4 separate regions of the Mus musculus genome follow, and all the other regions are linked to region 1. The links are chromatin loops, found by intact Hi-C in ENCODE. Cell type or tissue: left cerebral cortex. All regions are shown on one strand. Links, peaks and the distances in the headings refer to the core of each region. The heading gives the core; the rest is flanking DNA. Region 1 overlaps Ldb3 (LIM domain binding 3). Region 2 holds the start of Sncg (synuclein, gamma). Region 3 overlaps Shld2 (shieldin complex subunit 2). Region 4 overlaps Bmpr1a (bone morphogenetic protein receptor, type 1A).

Region 1 (5,259 bases), core at 568-4,567:
ATCACAGCCTGGTACACAGGAGAGGCGCTGTCCACCGCCAAGTCTTTCACAGGGAGGCTCCTGTAGGTTGGGAAGGGGTGTGAGCAGAGACCAGTCCGGAACTCAGACCCTGCCACCCCCACTCTGTTCCCCCACTGCATCCCTCCCCCCGCATCTGTACCCCCTGTTTTCATCACTGCTATCAGAAGAGCTGAGAAGCCTGGGGGTTCGGTGCTCAGGGGCTCAGAGGTCAGGGGAGGCCCAGTGGGAAAGCAGCTTCTTGCCCATGGGCTTCTAGCCTTCCTGTTGGCCCTACTCCAGTGCTAATCCTGGAACCTGAATTCCCACCCCACAGGCTGGAGTCCCTATAGGAAAGGAGGAGGTAGGTCTTCTTGAAGTGATTTTGACTTCCCCGAGCCAGCTCTGCGAGGGGCAGGGTGAGAACAGCCTGCCTGAGGGACCTGGAGGCTCGCTCAGGAACCATCCAGAGGCCTCCCCACACCCACAGATCCAGACAGGGAGCTGCCAATGGCTTGCTGCTGGAAGATGCCTGGGGTTTCTGGCTCAGCTGCGGGAGATCAGCCTGGCTAGAAAGAGTTATGAGAAACAAAGCAGGAAATTGTGTTGGGCCCTGGGCATGATCTGCAGGGGTTATAGTTGGAGAATGAAGTTACAGGCATGGTCTGTGCCCCAAAGCAGCATAGTCTTATGTGGGGAATCTGCTAATATCCCCTTAAGCTCCCAGGGTCTGACTTGCATAGTAGGTGCTCAAAAGACTTAGCTGAATAATTTTTTTTTTCAACTCCAGATCAAAGCCAGCAGGGATCCCAGAGCTCCTCAGGTGCTGGAATTTCTACCTGACTCAAGTTTCATAGGTCAGACTGTGAATCTGTGTTGCCCAGAAAACCCCTCTCAGATGTCAGGGAGCGCTCAGAACAAGCCTATGGCAATAAACCTGCCTGCCAGCCTTTCCTCTTAGAAATGTTGAAACTGAGGTCCAGAGAGCCCAACTGAGTAGCTCCAGGCTACAATAAACAGGAACACCATTGAATGACAACTTAGGTGACCCAGTTCCCAGCCCAGTGTTCCTTTTCCTTTTGTTATTATTAGTTTTGCTTCATTATTGTTGTTGTTATTCAGAGTCTTGATATGTAGCCTTCTTTGCCCCAGTCCCCCGAGTACTGAGACTGTATACTTCCATACCTGGTTTGCCCAGTGTCCTTTCTGTCAAGTGTTCTATAGTCAGGAAGCTCAAAGCCACACCTGCCTACCAGGGACTACCTAGCTCAGATGCTCTGACCACATGAAGACCCAGCCCAGCTGAGGCATGCCCTATCTTGTACCGTCCTGCCTGGCTCCGTCTGCCCTGTCCTCTGTGGGGACTGTCTAGCCAGGACAGGATCATCCTAGTACACAAGTCAGGGAGCTGGAAAGAAATGGTCTAGTCTCCCAGGTTTGGTTCCTTAGGCCTGGCTCAGGTTGAGCTATGAGGGCAGCGAAGGAGAAGGGGTGGAGGTCCTGCCCCTGCCCCTGCCCCTGCCCCTGCTCCTGCCCCCACTTTCCTGAAGTCTTTAGCCTTGAGAGCTAGGTATTTTAAGATTGTGAGTGAGATCGATTATGGGTCCTGCAGATACCTCTGGGGTCCATCCAGGGAGAAGCTCATAGCTGAGAGAGAAACAAAGGAAAGACTGGGTTCTTGTTCTTCCTGCAGAAAGCTGGAAGACCTTAGGAAAGACTGTAAGGATTCCTAAGGTCTTTGGGCACAACCAGATCTGTTTTGGTTTGGTTTGGTTTGGTTTGGTTTTTGAGGGTTCTAGAGACTGACTTCCTAGAGGCTCCTCTTACTCTCTAGCACTAAATGAATAGCCCAGTGTGCCTTGTAACCCCTTGTGTGCCACGTTCCAGCGAAGCTAGGAAAGACTGGGAAAACCTCACCAAAGCATGGCAAGGAAAAGGCAGGAATGAAGCCTCAGCCTGGGGTGGGCGCACCGTGAGTGCCATGACCCATAGCCACATTGGCATGGGTGGACTCCAGAAAACAAGCATCTGTCTGCGTGGGCTGGAGAGGATGTCATGTGGCTGAGAGGTGGGTGTGAGGAAAAAAGGTGGACAGAGCGCACAAACTGACCACTTGTCCTCAGACACATCCCACCAAACCCGCACACCATCCTGCAATGAGACAGATGACAAGACGGACGGACGGACGGATGCTGCAGGTCTACTTACGCCAGCGGAGACGCCCTGCCAAGCGGAAGGAAACCCAGCCGTGAGTGCGCGTCCATCATGGGGTAGCAGAGGGGCAGCGCACACAAGAGAGCGGGGTTAGGACCAGAAATGAGTTAGGGGGGTGGGATGGGTGAAGGAGGAAGAGAGAGAGAAAAAAAAAACTGTCAGTGAGGAAGGAACCGTGGAAATAACAGCAGAAACGGAACACGTTATGGCCAGGAGGCTTCCTCACTGCGCCATAGCGGCATCAGCTCAGCGTGCTTGAGTTAAAAGGAAGGGGAAAGGTTGATCCTTTCCAGGCACGCTAGCAATGAGAGGCACGGAAGGGAAGGGGACGGGTGGGAGACAGCTAGATTAATCAACAGAGCACCATACTCTCCAAATCACAGGCGCCTTGCCCTGATAGTAGAATTCAATAATAGAAGTTTTCCCAGTGTATAGAAAATACAGTGTGATGAGCAATCCGTCCATTATTTTCCATTTGACTTTCCTTTGGAGACGACGACTATTTTTAAGGGCACACCAAAGACCATGCGACAAATGTTAGCCGGAAATCCCTGTTGGCTTTTGGGCTGAGTCAGGCAGACATGTTTTTTTGGGGTATATATGAACTAATGGTTGTTCTTAACAATTGCACGGTCATTTTTTTCTTTTTTCTTTTCTTTTTTTCTTTGAATGAGTGATTTAAGTAAGTAAGCACAGCCCAGATGTCTGCAAAGGGCTGCAGTAATGAACAGGTTCCAGGTTAGTGGCTGCAAAATAGACAACTTCCGCCCCCTGGTGGTCGATGAAAAGTAGTGCCTTTCCGAGACCCGGTCAGGCTCTCCTGAAGAACAGGTCTCTCTCAGGATATGCCTAGCCTCTGGCCTCTGCATATACACCACGACCACAAGGGCTTTTGACCTTATCCTGTAGGAACTTCCTGGAATCTTCTTATGTCCCTCCTATAGTATTTGATTTTATAGTTTCAGAAAAAAAGTTTAGTGTACCCTTAGTCTTTCTCTCCTGAATTGTTGGGAATTTCTGATCATCCGGGGATAACATGTTGCCTAGAGAGGTAAGCTCTACACTTTGATATTCCCAAGCAGAACAGCCTGCCCTCTCCCACCTCTGTGCTCTGTGTGTGTGTGTGTGTGTGTGTGTGTGTGTGTGTGCGCGCGCGCGTTTGTGTGTTTATGAACGAAAACAGATGACAGAGACAGATAAAAACAAGACACAACGATAGAAAAGAGACAGAGATAGAGAATGGAGGTGAGAGAGACACACACACACAAAGAAAGAAAGAGGCAAAGATGGAGACAGAAGTGGGGCTGAGGAGAAGATGGGAGCAGAGAGTGGCCCTGTTAATGCTGTACCCTTCTCATCTGAGTTTCTACCGAGTGTCCTCAGGCCACCCTCAACGGTCCTCCACCAAGCTAGTAGACCAATCCCAGGAACCAAGGGCATTTTAAATCCTACTGCCCCGAAGCAAGGCCTCCTGGGTAAAAGTGGAGAAGAGAAGTGCCCATCATCCCATCATGAGGTTGACTGCCAATAGCACCTTGGGTGGTTATTGGCCTCAGGCCTCTTCCAATAATAATTAAAAAAAAAAAAGGCTATCAAGTGCCTGGATCGGTGCTCCTCACTGGAAGAATAAAGCAATTCCCCCCAAGTATGGCTTTATAGCAATGAGGGGTCCACGGCGCTCCCCGTGCTCCTTAAAAGCACCACGGAAGCCTCTAACCAGCCCCTCTCACTGAAGCTTGGGAACGCAGACTTACAATCCCTTTAAGGAAATACGACATTCTGCATTTTTTGCCAGTTCTCCTACAACTGAACTCTGAGGAGAGTTCAGCTAGACTCTGAAGAGAGAGGGCAACACATTCCGGAAGTCCCTGGTAAAGGCTGGACCACCCCCTCCAGTGGCCTGAACCCAGGCGGGTGACTCAAGGTGAATGAAGAAAGCTGGTTCCGTGAGTGCCTGGCAGCCTCCGGGTTCCGGCATGTGGAGTGGGAAGGCGCTTACCCACTGAAGTCACTGCCCTGGGCCTGGGCCTGCCCCGCGATGGCGTCCATGATAGCATCCTGTGAGTACATGCTGATCGGGGTGTTGTACTGAGCGTGGATGATAGTGGCCTTGCCTCCCAAGCCCTTCACTTCAATGGGCTTGTGGGTGGACAGGGCTGAGTCCTTCAGGACGCTGGGGTTGAAGCGTTCCTGGTAGTCAGCACTGAGGAGGGTAGGCAGGAAAAGGGGGAAGGGGAAGAGGGGAGAGAGGACAGTAGGTGACAGTTACATGGGAAGTCGAGGCCAGGGTGCAAGTGGGTGTGGAGAGAGATCTCCCAAAGTTGAGGTCTTGGCCCAAGTAAGTTACCCATGTGGGTTGCCTGGGTGTGGCCAGGAAGATTCTTGGCACCCCCAAGACCCTGGCAGAAGAGCCATCTTTCATGTCCACCTGAATCATCTCTCCCAGCTCCCCTCTGAGGCTCCACTTCAGCCAAGACTCCTTCCTGGGGTCAGCAGGGCCACCAGGCATGGTGCACACTCCCATCACACACAGCACGATGGAGAAGCAGACACAAGAGGGTTTGGGGGGGTTGGGATTGGGAAGGGGTCAAAAGCCGGGCCACATGACAGAAGAGAGGCAGCAAGTACAAGCAGAGTCCAGAACGTTCCAGAGGCGAAAAGCAGTCACATTGGGCACACTCAGAGACTCGGAGACTCGGAGCAGAGGTCCTCCACGGAGGGGCTTATCCTGCCAGTCGCTCTGCTGTGGACTGGGACTCTGTTCTTCCACATCTTTCTACACACATGCTTCTTCCTTGGAAGATGGCTCAAGCTGCCCAGGCCCCTCCAGTCCAGCATGCTGTAGCCTGTTAGTCTCTACCCATCCAGGGCTCTTGCCTTCAACAGATAGGTACATGCCCAAGCAGAGATAAAAATGAAGTGCGTTCCTTCTCAGGGATCCCACTGGGACAGAGAGGTCTTCAGGCCACACAGGTCAGTGACAGCGCAGCATCCCACACACCTGAATTAAAAGCCTAAAGCCTTAAGCTGCTGCAGCAGGAAATGGGG
Region 2 (5,259 bases), core at 759-4,758, 200 kb before region 1:
TTATGATGTCCTGTAGTCTCCTGGGCTAGAGGGGAAAGGAAAGCCCACCTGTCTGAGGATGTCAGGGGCCATGGAAGGTGCCTTGGGTTGCTCTGCTGTCCCTGTTCACCCTGTGGTTGAAGCCCTGGTCCCCGTAACACACAAGCTGCAGTTACACAGACATTCTCACCCTCTGCCCACCTGAGGTTCCTCAGACACAGTGAACCAGGCAGGCAGTGGGATCCGCTCTAAAGGGACACTGAGTCTGAGACCCTGTCTAGCCACTGCACTTCCATGGACAGTATCAGCAGCCTGTTATTTAGGGGGAGCCAAGAGAAAGGATGATACACTGCTGCTAAAGACAGCAGGGCTCCTGAAGGCACAGGTTCCAGAACTCTTCACGTGTACCTGGTCCCATCAGATGCTGAGCCTTGATGTCTTTCCCCTGGGAATGTCCAGAGGGCTTCATGAGGGTCGGCATAGCACAAAGAAGAAGCACTGGTGGGAGTGGGGCTCAGGTTTTATTTGGAATCATTAAAAAAAAAGAAATCACAGCAGCATCTGATTGGTGATCAGAGGACCATAGGGTAAAAGGAGCCAGCAGGGGGTGCTGGCGCTGGCAGTAGCGTGTGTGGACTTGTGGCACTGGGCTAGGGACAGAGAACTTGGGCAACCTGCAGGGCACTCTAGGCAGGGCATTCAGTGTGCCAGGTTGAGACAGGGTCCAAGGCAGAGGGGTGTCCCTTGAGCCTCTGTGGTTGGCTGGCAGCCTTCTAGTCTTCTCCACTCTTGGCCTGGCAGAGAAGAGAGGGCAGGAAGAAGAGGGGGAGGGCAGGAGGGAGGGAGGAAGGGAAGGAAGGAGGGAGGGAAAGAGACTTGCACCCATTTCCAGGCCCACAATTCTCCTTGACCACCTGGAAATGGTCACTCATGGAGCGGTCAGGCACTCGGGTCCCTGACTGCCCTACCCACGGCACTGTGGGAAGCTGTGGAAGGTCTCCCAGGACCAAGAAATGAAAGCAGGGCCTCTCTGGCTCAGGTCTCTATGGCAGAACTTTCTGGTGCACCCTGGGAACCCCTCTTACCTCTTCATTCTCCTCTTGCTCTTTGGCTTCTTGGTCCTGTGCAGGGGGTTCCAAGTCCTCCTACAGGGGAGCAAAGGAGACACAAGGCTATGGGAAGAGACACGGGCCCTCAGTTGCCATAGCAGGGTCTCCCCTGTCAGGTCTCACAGATGAACAGAGGCCTTCCATCATGTTTCTGTGCTTAGAGGGTCTGGAGGTGCCAGATACCCTCCAAGCCAGGCATCATCTCCTGCAAGCACATCCCAAGTCATGGGCACCTGGCCCCTACAGACTTAGGCTCCTTAAGCGAGGAAGCCTGGAGTGTGTGCAGTAAGGAGAGACCCTTGAGTCACACAAACCCCTCCCTCAGGCTGTATGAGCATCGAATGCCATCACTGTTCACAGAGATCCTGAGGATAGGGGTCAGGGCCTAGATACTATTGCATGGCTTCAGAGTTCAAAGTATCAGGGCTTCAGGTCCCTCTCAGGTACTCAGGAGTGTGGGTCACTCTTCCGGCCTTCCGGATGGACTCTTGGCTCAGGCCTGTCTTCCATCTCCACAGCATTTCCTTCACGGTCATGACGGCAGTGGGTTTGGAACTAGACTGATGGTCAGTCTAGAGTCTGTTCTCAGAACGTATCTGTGTTAACTTGGGGTTAGGGTATGATGTCACAACTAGTTCATGGGTCAACAGAAAATGGCAAAGCCCCAAGGGCTCAGTAGCATCTTCTAGGTTAGCAAGGGTAGCCTGAACTTGCTCCCAGGATCCTTCTTGCCAGTGGCTTGGGAGTAAGCTTCCTGGGATGACTGCTGTGCTGGGAACAGTGGTAATGATGATGACAGGTGCTGTCTTAATTAGGGTTTTACTGCTGTGAACAGACACCATGACCAAGGCACTTCTTATAAGGACAGCATTTAATTGGGGCTGGCTTAATGGTTCAAAGGTTCAATCCATTAGCATCAAGGTGGGAGCATGGCAGCATCCAGGCAGGCATGGAGCAGGAGGAACTGAGAGTTCTACGTCTTCATTTGAAGGCCACGCTAGGAGAAGGCTTCCAGGCAGCTAGGGCAAAGGTCTTAAAGCCCAGGCCTACAAGGCCACACCCACTCCAACAAGGCCACACCCACTCCAACAAGGCCACACCCCCTAATAGTGCAGCTCCTTGGGCCAAGCATAAACAGACCATCACAGGCACTAACCATGTGCCTGGCAGAATTGCATCCTAGTATCACTTCTCTGCCTCCTCCCAAAGCCCTAAGGTGTAGCATTTCAGATGAGGAAATGGGTATAATCCAGAGAGGATCTTCTCAAAGTCACACAGCCTGCAGAGGTGCACCTACACACTCCAGTGACAGGAGACCCTGTGCTGGCCCTGGAAGCAGGTGTTTGGGGTGAGTGACCCCTCCCCTTTCTCCTGCTCCTTACAGTAGTCTTCTGTGGCATTGGCTGTGTGGGAAGCCTAGGGCTGCACCATTGGGGTTGCCTGCTGTAGTGTGTGTGGCTGACCATAACAGGTCTTTGGAATTAGCTTCCTTCCCAACCTCCATTCTGGAATCCCCATTCATGCACAGTCCATACTCAGTCTTTCAAGGGTGTAGCTCAGAAACTGGCCACTCACGGAACCTACGTGCTGGCAGAGACCAGCCATGTGACCGTGGTGCATCATATCACCTAATCTCTCTAGGCCCTTCCTTCCATATCTGGTTTGGTGGAATTTGGGGCCCCATTAAATAGGTTAGTAAGTGTAAAAGACTTAAAGCAGAGCTTACTCTTTGGCAAGTGCGGAGACAGCTCCTACTTCTGGCATCTATCCCCAGAGAGCCTGATGCCCCTGTTTTATCCACTGCCTGCCACATGCGTACATACACATGCGCATCCATTCACACATGCATTCCACGCATATGCGTTCACACACATCTCTACCCTACCAATAATGCACATACAACCCACATGTTCACACAAAGACCTCAGCAGAGGGTGGAGTCGGAGCCCTGCCACTTGCCCACCACAAGTGGGCAGTGTTGCCATTACTGCTTCCTTGGGAGGTGGAAGCTAGACCCTGGGATGAGGGAGGGTTGGATAAAAGATAAAAGGTAGCTCTGGTGGTGGCTTTCAGCTTTAGCCTGTCACCATACACTGCCCTTGTGATATGTATTTCCTGCATGCCAAGGGGATGGGGCTGGCCATGGTCTGCATGTCGCTTTCCTTGTGCATAAAATGAATCCCAAGTCCCCACTCTTGGAGTGTGATGGGGATTCCTGATATGAACAGGTACAGAGATACCAAGTCGCCCCAGCACACAGTGGGTACTGTCTGTAAAGTTAAGCAGTGTCTAGTGCTATTTACCCGTGTGTTCACGAGGGCAGAATTGCCTCCTATTGCTGGGGAGCCTAGAAAAAGGACATGAACCAGGCTTACCTTGCGCACCACCCCGGTGGTGACCACGATGTTTTCAGCCTCCTCCACGGTCTTGTTGGCCACTGTGTTGACGCTGCTGACCACAGCTTCACTCACGGCATTGGCCTGCTCCTTGGTCTTCTCAGCCACTGCAGAGGATTCTGGTTGGACTCAGCCCTGGCCCCCTCCACTGCTGCCTACCCAAGCTGAGGAGAGCAACCCCTTCCCAGAGCCCAGATGCCTGATGCCTGACTTCTAGTTACTTCGATCCCTTTGTCTGACTCTAGGGCAGAACAATGTGATGGTCTATCTTCAGGGCATGTAGTGGTTTGGGTCACCAAGGGCTTAGGGCTCCAGTTGGTACAAAGAGGACTTCAGGTATGGACCCTGGATATAGGGCAGGATTTGTGGGGTCCCCAGTTCTGGGTCATCTTACCTGAGGTGACACTTTGTACCACGTTCTCCTTGGTTTTGGTGCCTATTGGAGGAAGAGGTGTACAAGCGGTCAGGGCAAACAGCTGGACACAATGTGGGGGCCAGGAGGGGATGAGGATGGCGTCTGGGGACAGTAGCCCCTTCAAAAGGCCATTTCCTGCTGTGTCTGAAGGACAGAGGACAGACGGGAAGGAGACAGGACAGGAAGAGGGGACAAAATAGACCAGGCCTGAGGTACTGTTACTGGTAGGGCTATGGCCCTTGCATGGGCGTGGCCCCGGCCTCAGAAGCAGCAGCTGAACAGGGCAGAGAAAGCTGAGTCACAGGATTAGCCACCCCTGTCCCCTCTTTAGAAAGAGCCCAGAATGCTGGGGGTGGGTTGAACACTAAATGGGACCCATTTTCACAGACTACCCTTCCCCTCTAAGCCAGGAGTGGCCTGGCTCAGATGCAGCAACTCCCATTGGAGAAAGCGGGGTCCACCTGAGCAGATCATTACCTCAGGGTCTCCAGGTTAGGAGACTCCAGGCATGTGTGTGCATGCTTTTGAGTGCCCACACGTAGGTGTGGCACTCCGGTCCTGTCCCACTCAGAGTCCCTTCCCCCAGAGTATCAAAGACAATTAGATACTACCATATTCTCCAGGGTGTGCGACCCTGCCTCAACAATCAGAATTTCATCTCAAAACGCTTTCTAGAAGCTGGGGGAATCTGCAGAGGGAGGCATCTGCCCTCCATTAGGGACCCCTCCACCCTGCCCCGCCCCGCCCCGCCCCACCTACCACACTCACCCACATACATAACCCCCTCCTTGGTCTTCTCAGCTGCCTCCGTTACTCCCTGCTTGGTCTTTTCTACAGCACCCACAACACCTTCCTTGGCAATGGAGAAGCCTTTCTTGAAGACGTCCATGGTGTTTGCAAGGATGGAACCTGGCTGCTGCAAGCTATGGACTGGAGTGCTGCCGCAGCCGCTGTCTCTGCTGCTACTGCCTCTTATTGACGCAGATGAAATATTGATGCTGTGGCTGCTGGCTGGAGCCCAGCCAGCCCGGGCCAGGGTGGGGGCAGGGAGGGCGGGCCAGAGAGAAGGCATGCCTCACGGGGATACCAGCGAGCAGGGCCCGGGCCCCTACTGGCTCTATTCTGCCCTGCTGACTCTTGTTGGCCCTGGGGGAGGGAGAGCGTGTTGGAGGCTGGACATATCCTAATCTATCATTACACCTCATTCATCCTTGGAAAGCCCTGGTGGTCTCGTGCCCTGGCTCTTATATGCAGAAGAAAAGTGCCTTGACTGATGATGCCTCAGTGTCCCAGGCTGGGCCGGGGTCAGGGCCAATCCAATGAATGGCCAACCTGCAGGCTGCCCTGTTATCCAGTTCCC
Region 3 (5,259 bases), core at 789-4,788, 300 kb before region 1:
GTTGGGGGGGAAGGGAGGAAGGTGGGAGGGAGGGAAGGAAAGGGAAAGGGAATGGGAGGGGGAGAAAATGAATGAATGGATGGATGGATGAATTAATGAATAAATGAATGAGGCAGGGAGGAATAAGAAAATCATGAGTCGGGCTGGAGAGATGGCTCAGTGGTTAAGAGCACTGACTACTCTTCCAGAGGTCCTGAGTTCAAATCCCAGCAACCACATGGTGGCTCACAACCATCTGTAACAAGACCTGATTCCCTTGTCTAAAAACAGCTACAGTGTACTTACATATAATAAATAAAATAAACCTTAAAAAAAAAAAAAAGGAGGAGGAGGAGGAGAAAATCCTGAGTCTGGGTGTCTTATGGACTGATGGACTGACTGATCTTAAGACAGAGTCTTAGCCTGCAGCCCAAGTTGTTCCGGAAGTCACTGTCTAGGCTAGCCTAGCCTCCACCATTTCTGGTACATCCCCTGGAGTCCCAGCATTCATGTAACACATCTACTTTGAAGAGTAACTGTCATAACACTACTAAAGCAGAGAATTTCAGGAGTGACAACAGCAGACTTTCCAAGCATACACTAGAAATACAAAAACAGTCCATGAAGAAAATGGATTTGCAACAAAAACATACAAAGAAGAAATCCATGTTAATATAGATGCATCTTCTAAACACATAAATCTTAGTGGAAAATTTAACAATAAGAATCCATAAACCTTTAATCCCAGCACCTAGGAGGCAGAGTATGAGGGCCTGAGCTGAGTCCCTGGCACCCATGGGCTAGAGAGATGCCTCAGCAGCTGGCATCTTGAGCTTGATCCTTGAACCAATGTGTGGTAGTGTAAATGAGAAATGTCCCCCAAAGGCTACAGTTTTGAGCTCCTGTCCCCAGTCCATGGTGCTATTTGGGGCAATGAAACCTTGCTGGAAGAAGTGCTTTGAGAGTTTATAGCCATTCAGGAGCTGCTTAGCACTTGTAGTTTAAGATGTGATCCTCCAATTCCTGAGGCCACACCTCTCCCAGACCATAAGACCAAATAAACTCTTCCTTTTATAAGCTGCCTTGGTCAAGGTGTTTTATCTACAGCAACAGACAAGTTACTAACACAGCATGTGGAGGTGAAAGAAAAGAAATGACTGCAAAGTCGTCCTCTGGCCTCCACACAGGTGCCACGAAGACACCCCCTCCCCATCCACACATGCATGCAAGAAATGTCTTTTTAAAAAATAAGGTGGAAGCCGGGCGTGGTGGCTCACACCTTTAATCCCAGCACTTGGGAGGCAGAGGCAGGCGGATTTCTGAGTTCGAGGCCATCCTGGTCTACAAAGTGAGTGCCAGGACAGCCAGGGCTACACGGAGAAACCCTGTCTCGAAAAACCAAAAAAAAAAAAAAAATAAGGTGGATGGCTACCTAAGAACAGCATGTGAAGAGTGGCTTCTGACTTACACACACACACACACACACACACACACACTCAGGCACATGTGTGCATTCATACACATACACATAAACACACAAAGTAAAACAACAAAGGTTGAAGCTGACCTTGGCAAGCAGTAATGGGACTGTGGTAAGGATACTCATAAGGCAACGACTATATTGGTGAAGTTTCATTTTTAAGAGCTGGATATGATTACAGGCATATTTGTTAAAATCTTCAAAAGCATTTAAAATTTAAAATACAGAAAAGCAAAGCATCAAGGATCAGGATTGCCTAGGTATACTAGCGTACATTTATAATCCAATATTTTAGATCAAAAGCAGCAAGGCTCATAAGTTTGAGGCCAGCTTGGGAATACAAAGCTAGACTCTGTCTCAAAGGGATCATAAAAGGCCTAGATTATATAGGATTGCTTTAAATACTTCTATGTTCAATTTTTATGATATCTGATTAATATGTATTATTTTCATAAAGCCAGTTCTTTTTTACTCAGTCATTCAGGCATTTTTTTCACAGTCTTCAAACAGAATATAGAGCAATTATTCTATTGCTGATATTTACTATGAAAGGTGAGTACAGTGATAGCAGCTACTAAAATTTATCAGCTAAGGGCCTGGAGAGACGGCTCAGTGGTTAACAGTGCATAGTGCTCTTCTAGGGGAACCAAGCTTGGTTCCCTGCACCGGTATCAGCGGGTTCACCATGTGCTAACTCCATAGGATCCTCCTAGGAATCCCATACCTTCTGGTGCATACACATACACGTACACTCACACACATACAAATAAAAATATAAATGAATTTTTTAAAATGTGTTTAAGAAAAGTATTAGGGCTTAAAATAAATATACTACAACTTTCAAATAGCTAAAATGTATAGCAATAAAGTACTATAGAAACAAAGTTATAGCAATTTTAGGTATCATATTATAAATCATTGGAAACCAGAGAACTAAGCATTCTTATCACAACCACAAAGCCTACCTTCATTTAACCCTCATGAAAATAATTAAGTTTTTTTAAATTTATATGTCATTATTAGATTCACCACAAGGAGGCTCCAAATAGCACTGCAAAAACCTTCAAAATGCTATCAAGAGAGCAAGAGAACACTTACATAGCAAATCAAGGCATAAAAGTAACCCACTCTCCTCTCCTGGACCTTGCGGTATCCTTCTCTAATGGTTTCTTCCCGTTAGCCTAGAATCTGTTAAAGGAAAAAACAAAGTTCTACATTGCTTCTTTGTCCCCTTCCTTCAGCCCACTTAAATTTGTCTCCTATTTCAACAATTTTGCCACAATGCCTTCAATATGGAGAACCTTCCAACAGACACATCCATCAAACGTCAATTTTCAGTCCTCACCTTATTGCCATTTGTAACTGTTTATCAACCCTTTCCTCAAACAGTCTACATTTTTAATTCTGTGAGATCACCAAAATAAAATTATTTTGGGTTTTAAAAAATAGATATGTATTAATTTATTTAATAATCAAAATGACTTGTCAGGCATTATGCTAGCAATGGAAAAATCAACAATAATAAGGGAAATGAAGGCGTTTACAGTATAGTGGGAAAGATAAAGTGATGATCATCAAAGAGAGATGAGAAATGCTGCAGAATTCAAAGCAGGTGTCAGCAGAAAGGAGGTGTGTAAGTGTAAGCAGCACAATGAGCAAGGACCTGCCTGGCACCTGCATCTTTCCTACGCTCTTAGAAATATGATGAACACTGCTGAATAATGTTTAGGGAAGTAGAGCCCAGATTCATCCCCACTCCCCAATACAGGACCCAGAAAGTCCTAGTTGGCTTACCTAAGGGCCATGCTGGCTGTAAGATGCACGCGCATATCTCCAAGATATACAGAAAGAATGTAAAACACTCCCCTGCTCTGTGTCCTCACTTAGCATTTTCTCAGTATCTTGAAATCTGACACTCACTTCTATCTCTATTAAGACAATAACAAAGTCCAAATTGCCAAATGGGTACTCATAGTACTCTCACTGAGACACTCTGTTCCTTAGTTTCAGGACACTGCTCTTTCCCAATGAGCTCCTCCACTGATCTGATTTTATTTTTCCATTCTGCTGTTTCTTGGGCTGTCTTGTTACTTCACACAACTATAGAGAACTGAATCCAAGCCTATTCATTTCATTCCCACATACCGTTATATATTCAATTGTGCCTTACAAGTTTGTAACCCTTCTTCAACTTAAGACCTATTCATATTTGTAGCATTACTACACTTGATAGTATCACAGAAGAATCGAAGATAAAAGTTCAAAGATCCCCCTCCTTTCTACTCGGGTAGATGTTGGTACTCAACTGAGTGACACAATCACTCTTGACACTTCAGAGGCAGCCCCCAGATCCAGAAATGAATCCAACTAATGTAAAAGACATGGTTACTTACCTATGACAGCCATTTCACTATGCCTTCATTTATTTATCTCAACAAGCAGCTTAAGTGTGGGACTTCCACTCTTTAGGAATTAGTTAGAAAATGGCCTTGACTGTGTAAAACTGATAAATTATAACAGGGCAATTAGATACATACAGGTACATACTGAGCAAGCCTGATGAAGGCCTGAATTCAATCTCTGGACCTCACAATGGAAGGAAAGAACCTACTTTTGAAAGCTGTCCTTTGACCTCCATATGCCAAAGAATACATTTTATCTCTACACACACATACATACACACACACATGTGCGCGCACACGAACACATACACACACATAAACAAACACACACACACACCAAATAATACAATTTTTAGAATTGTACCAAAGGGTGCTGCTACTGAGTATAAGTTGTGGAAATGATGAGTATGTGAGTGGGGGTAGACAGTGGTGAAGACTGGTAGGTGGTAATAAGATACCTATCATAGAGAACTTACATATAAATAGTCATGGATAAATGATGAGTTTTAACGACTCTAGGCTCTGTTCTGGTTGTCCTCAGAGGGTTAAAGCTCACTAAGATACCAGGTGAAACCAGCAAGTGCATATCCATTACCACAGTTAATCATTACTCAGTTTCTCAATCTGCAGAAGGCCACCAGTCAGAAAGACTAACACACCACAGCCTTTATCTTTAGAGTGGGCAGAGTCTGATGAATGGGTCAAAGATTTATGAAACAGGATGAACCGTATCAGCAGGTTTTGTCTTTGCCCACACTACAACTAAAAAGAAAAATGTTTCTTACAAAATCCGTGCGGTTAAAAGAAACTACTTTCTCTACCCCAGGAATAACCAGAAAACCTCACAATTATAAGTATCATCGCCATTATGAATGTTTTCGTGTCTACTCCCCTAAATTTCAAGCAATTATAGGATTACTCAATGACATCAATGGACAACAATGTAAGAGGGGGGCTGGACTGCTCTCCCCGAGGTCCTGAGTTCAAATCCCAGCAACCACATGGTGGCTCACAACCATCCGTAATGGAGTGTGATGCCCTCTTTTGATGTGTCTGAAGACAGCTACAGTGTACTCATATAAATGAAATAAATAAATATTAAAAAAAAAAGTAAGGGGACCATAACTGAAAGCATCCGTTTTGGAATAAGACAGGAGGTATATAAGTTCAAACCACTCCTACTCTGAAACTAGCAAGTGCTAAAGCCAGGTGACAGCTACATGGGGTTGGTTCATTTTATTATTATACTTCTATATATTTCTTATATTCATAATAATGTTAAGCTTTTTATCTGTCAAGTGAGAATTCTTTGTTAATTGAGAATATTTCCTACCTCACAGTGTTGTGAGAGCCTTCTATGGTCTTAAATCTAGAAAACCACACTCACACAACTTGCTG
Region 4 (5,259 bases), core at 603-4,602, 110 kb before region 1:
CCTCATTGGCCTGGATCTCACTATACAGATCAGACTGGCCTTGAAATCACAGATATCTGCCTACCTCTGCCTCTAGAGTGCTGGGATTAAAGTGTGCCAGGACACCTGGCTTCAAAATAACTTTCATGATAATGTCCATAAGCTGTTCAAAAAGAAATCCACCAAGAATATATGGCTACAAAACTGTGGATAGTAGCAAATAAAAAATACGGCTACTATTACTGTTTGATTTAATGGCAACATTGACAAGTAGGTGTAAAAGTGGATACAAGGTAGAGAAAATGCTAGTAGATCATCAAAATTCTAATGTTTAACAACAAAGCACAGGAGCTGGACTTCAAAGCCCAAAACATGAAGTAAAATGAAATCTAGGAGCTAGTATGAGATGTCTTTAAAACACTGATGACAGATAATGGAATGATATAATGCTTGAATAAAAAGACAGAATAAACAGAATTGCAAGCTATGAATCAGAAACAAAAGCATAACAGGGTAAGACCATCAAACTACAAACCACCATAGTAGCAATTATGATTTTCTTACATACAAGGGGGTAAGAATAAGAATAGGTAGGAATTAATGCATAAAGTTTCTCACATGCTAAAGAAGCCTGATATTTACTCAACAGACAGTAAGAAATCACTCCAAGCTTTTAAGCAAACGAGTTTGCCATGGCTTACAAAGATCATTACTGAAATACTGTGAAGATAAAGGGGGAGGGTGAAGGAGAGAATCTGAAGTGTTACTGTAACACATTAAAAAACAGACTGAGCAGGCTGACAGAAGATGGAAACAAAGAATGGAGGGAACTACTATGCTGAGAGGACACAGTTAGCAACCTCTAGATGTGCAACTAGAGAAGCTGATGCTAGAGACGGGAAATTCATCAAGAGCCATGGACAGATGAAGCCTTAAAAAATAATAATGAGGGTCTTATATAATCTAGGTTCACCTTAAATTGGCTACAGTTGAGGCTGGCCTTAACTTTTGAACCTCCTCCCTACCTCCCAATTGCTGGGATCACAAATGTGTACTGCTCTACTCAACTGTAAGCTTTTAAGAACAAATAAAAAGCCAGGTGTTGGTGGCACATACTCAGGACACAGAGGTCACTGCAAGTAACAGGCTAGCCAGGGCATCATAGTCGAGAGCCTGTCAAAAACAAAACAAAACTGCCCACAAATAAGAAGCTCTAAACAGGCTAAATGAATGAACAAATATGTATACTTATTTCAAGATCCTAGGGATGATAGAAGTTATAGTTTGAATATGAGGTGTTCACCACAAGCTGGTCTATCCAAGCATACCTGGGCTGTACTATGGGAGGAGGTTCTAGGTGTAAAGGTGGAGTGAAGGTCATACTTAGGCCTCAGACCCTTCTTCATTCTCTGTTCCTATCCATCAAAAGAATCTCTTCCACCACACACTCCCACACCATCATGTGTTGCCTCATCATAGCCAAGGACTATGAACTGAAATCTCTGACACCATGACTATAAATAAACCCCTCCTCCCTTTTTGTGAGACACATGGGCAAAGCAATGAATGACTAACAAAGATGTTAAAGATGTTAAAAGTATACACACACACACACAGACATATGCACATATACATGAAAATATGAGAAAACAAGAATGGTTATCAAAGGAAGTCAGCATATTAAAATTTATTAAATATATAATCAGAAAAATGGCATTCATCTATAAAAGCAAAGGAGTACTTTGAAAAGACATGAAACATACACATACACACACAAAGTTGTACCATGTAAAAATAATGTCACGAGTAAATAATATTAAGAATGAAGAGTCCTCTCGTTCTTCTCTTGCTCTTCCCTTCTTGTTCCTGCTCTGTCCCCTCGCCCATTCCCCATTCCTTTCCCCCATCTCTCCAAACTCACAGCCAGCCTCTACTCCTCTACTCTCCCTCTCTCTCCGCATTTCTCTGCCTCTACTACCCTCCTAACTTCCCTCCCCATGCCCTTAATAAAGTCTACTCTAATCTAAAAAATAAAAATAAAAAAACGAAGTCCTAGCAGTAATTGTAATTAGTAATATTCAATAATAATAAAATCAACATTAGTGTCAACATTTAAGAGTTCCAACTGCTGGGAATGTAGCTCAGTGATACGGTAATTGCTTAGCAGGCACAAAGGCCTGGATTCAATGCCTAGCACTGCTCCTAGTACCATAGGAAAGCCCCCACTAAAGGAAGCTCTCCTGGGTCAGTGATATTGCTTGGTAGATAAAGGCACTTGCTGTCAAGCCTGATAACCTGAGTACAATCCCTAGAACAAACATGGTGGAGGGAGAAAACTGCCTGGTACAAGATATCCTCTGACCACATATGTACCATGGCAGGTATCAGTCCCATACAAATAAATAAATCAGTTTAATAAAAGAATTTTTCTACATCCTTCACTTTATCCTCATGCTTTGTAAGTAGGTATTCTCATTATGCATACTTTTATAAGAATAAATTTGAAAATCAAGAAGTCAGACTGAAGGGATGGCTCAGTGGTTATGAGAGAATAGCAAGCTTGCTATTCTTCCAGAGGACCTGAGTTCAGTTCCCAATACACTCACTAGGTGGCTCACAATCACTTGTAATTCCATTTCCAGGGAATCCAACACCATGTTCTATCTTCTGTAGGAACACATACAGGTAGATATTAAAATTAACTCAAGATACATAAACAGACCAATAAATTGACTACAAAAGACGGGACACTAGACAGGTGAAAGGGAACTTAGGGAGAAGAACAATGGAGTTGGTCGTGAAAGACTTTCACGTATGTTGCTTACAGTTTTGTGTCTCTTGTGTAATCCCTTTAAAATGAAAGAAATAGTTTCTGAATCACCTAGATTAGAAATTACCTTATTAACAGTTACAACTATAAGGTAGTGCACAAGTCATCCAAATGAAGGACAAAGTTATCACTAAAGAATATGTCACTGAAGACTATCAAAACACTGTTAACTACTGTGGTTTAGCTGAATATCCCCTGCCGGTACAGGAGTAAGGCCTGGGTTGCAGGGTAGCACAACTGTGAGACAGTGCAGTCTTGTAGGAAGCCATCAGGTCAGTGAGGGTATGCTTCTGCAAAGGACAATGGAGCCAGCCTTCCTCTGGAACTGGGTGCTTGGGAGGTTAGTGATCTGCTGTGCCTCGGACTCCTGCCATGATGTGCTGCATTGCTAGAGGTCCAAAGCAACAAGGCCACTCAGAACTCTAAGCCAAAATAAATCTTTCCTCTTTATAAGTTAATTACCACAGATGTCTCATGACACTAAGGGAAGCTGACTAACACAGACAAAACTGGATCTCAAGGCAGTTCTTAATAGGCTACCACCTATTTGTAACACGAAAATATATTAAAATTATTAATTTGTAAGGAAGGTGATTCGAGAAGCTGAATAGTTAACACAAAGCTCTGGTGTTACAAGGACACTAAAGGACCACAAGTGAAGATTTTGTGGAAGCAGTACACACAATACACACAGTGCACAAAATACACAAGTACACACAGTCTGCCTTCAGTGATAAAGAAAGCATTTTTTATGACTTCATGTGAGGAGCGGGTGTGGCAGCAGCCCCAAGATGGCACCGGGACTGCAGCTAAGTCTCAAGACTTGCACCTGACTTCCTCATACACCTGAAAATAAGCCACGACCATCGTGAGAGCTGCGCAGGTGCACCATGATGCTGGCGGTGTAAACAAGTCCATATTTGGTGAAGACATGCCCCTGCCGCCCTGATTGGCTGAAGCTGCGTGCCTGGTGAGGTGACATGGCCTGCCGTGAGTGGATGGGGGCTGAGAGTATTTAAGAGTGAGAGGCCCGGGGTTCGGGGGAGAAAAAGATGAAGTGAGAGAGATGAAGACTGAAGCTTGCTGAATAAACTGCTGTTAGAAGAACTGGTGGTCGTGTCATTCTTGTTGGTCGAGAGCGGACATGACAACTTCATTTTCTTTAATCTTTTCCTTACCTCAGAGATGTGGCTAGATAAAACTGTAGTTCCAATTTCTCCGAACAGCTTTGACCTATGCTTCCATCTCATGAATTCCAAGACAGTATCAAAGCGATGCATATTTTCATAAATCTGCTTTAAAAAAAAAAAGACTTATTTAAGAAAAAGCTTTTAATGTCAGAATAAAATGTGTAAAAGAGCACTAAAAATTTTTCATAGGTAAAATTATTTATTTTCAAAGTAAAGTCAATGAACAATTACTGGCCAAAAGAAGATACAGTACTTAGGGAAATGACACAGTGCAATCTTCGAGGCAATTAGGTACAAATGTTTATGTTAAACTTAGGTTTTAATGAACAATACCAATTTAAAACAAATCAACTAAAAGAACATGAAACAATTTTCTTGCAATCTCACTTTTCCCTTTCTTGTAGACTGCCTAAAAATTTTTATTTGTTTAATATGGAGGGGGTCCATACACACTAACACTGTCCTTAAAGACCCTACTGCTTCAAGGGACATTTACAAAAATGCAAGATGGCAAACAATAACAATTTTTAATTTATTTAAAAATATACATGCTCACTTACACTATGGACTCCAGGAGCTCATCATCCTCCTCCTGCCTAGCGTAAAAATTTAAAACAATTTCATTGACTTTTTTTAATTAAAACTTCAAAGAGGAAAAATACTATGTTTCATACAGAAAGAAATTTTCAAAAGCAATATGAATATAACTATATCCTATCACAAGGTCAATCCTTTTGTCTTCAGACCATTCAATGACAGTATGCTGAGGTCTGACAGTCTTGGCAATAGTAACTAAATTCACATCACCTGGGGCAACTCAAGACCAGTCCAACATAGAAGACAGCAACCGTCTTTAAAGAGTCCACTCAGCAGATGGGCTGCCACAGAGAAATCTTTCATTGTCCAAGAAATGAGCAGACCCTGACAGCTATTAGTAACACTGTCTGCACTTAGGAGCCTTCTTGGTTCCTCTCAATGCTATCATTATCCACAATATAACCAGGCCCCAGCAGTTTTCAAACCTACTCTTAGAATGTCACTAAGAAATGAAGGAAGGGAAAATAGATTTGAAGGACTGGTGTTTTTATTTTTTTAATCCAAAATCTTTATATCTTAGAAAAATTTCCCCTAAGTTGATTAAATAAATAAACAACACACATACACACACACACACACACACACACACACACACACACACACACATATGATACTAGAGAAATGGCACAAAGTTTACTCTAAAATCATTTAGGGGGTTGGAGG

What was found. Peaks named below come from ENCODE experiments on the same cell type or tissue, not always from the same donor. Only the 100,000 strongest peaks of a DNase experiment are listed, where the experiment ranks them.
Region 2: it touches region 1 in a loop (4-fold over the local background); 16 of 42 quality-filtered maps call a loop at or near these places.
Region 3: it touches region 1 in a loop (4-fold over the local background); 10 of 42 quality-filtered maps call a loop at or near these places.
Region 4: a loop joins it to region 1, with 5 times the contacts of the local background. A loop is called at or near these places in 17 of 42 quality-filtered maps.

Annotation. Positions count from the first base shown.
Region 1 is chr14:34,567,508-34,572,766 of GRCm38, forward strand. It overlaps Ldb3 (LIM domain binding 3), which reads right to left. Exons shown (of 15, transcript NM_001039074.2): 5 at 4,211-4,414; 6 at 2,206-2,220; 7 at 1-60. Among named protein-coding and RNA genes, the nearest start is that of Ldb3, 18 kb to the right of the region's middle. In left cerebral cortex, for the core only: a CTCF peak has its summit at 2,990 (motif pointing left); DNase peaks (open chromatin) are centred at 2,038, 2,980 and 4,235; H3K4me3 peaks cover 1,047 bases; H3K27ac peaks cover 585 bases.
Region 2 is chr14:34,369,793-34,375,051 of GRCm38, forward strand. It overlaps Sncg (synuclein, gamma), which reads right to left and starts at 4,877. Exons shown (of 5, transcript NM_011430.3): 1 at 4,668-4,877; 2 at 3,879-3,920; 3 at 3,464-3,591; 4 at 1,065-1,124; 5 at 482-773. The coding sequence starts at 4,788. The coding sequence ends at 753. In left cerebral cortex, for the core only: a CTCF peak has its summit at 3,045 (motif pointing right); a DNase peak (open chromatin) is centred at 3,041.
Region 3 is chr14:34,270,930-34,276,188 of GRCm38, forward strand. The region is part of intron 2 of Shld2 (shieldin complex subunit 2); the gene reads right to left. Among named protein-coding and RNA genes, the nearest start is that of Shld2, 37 kb to the right of the region's middle. In left cerebral cortex, for the core only: a CTCF peak has its summit at 2,478 (motif pointing right); no DNase peak of the experiment used is centred there.
Region 4 is chr14:34,456,512-34,461,770 of GRCm38, forward strand. Bmpr1a (bone morphogenetic protein receptor, type 1A) reads right to left here. Exons shown (of 13, transcript NM_009758.4): 2 at 3,988-4,101. Among named protein-coding and RNA genes, the nearest start is that of Bmpr1a, 43 kb to the right of the region's middle. In left cerebral cortex, for the core only: a CTCF peak has its summit at 2,579; DNase peaks (open chromatin) are centred at 1,470 and 2,579.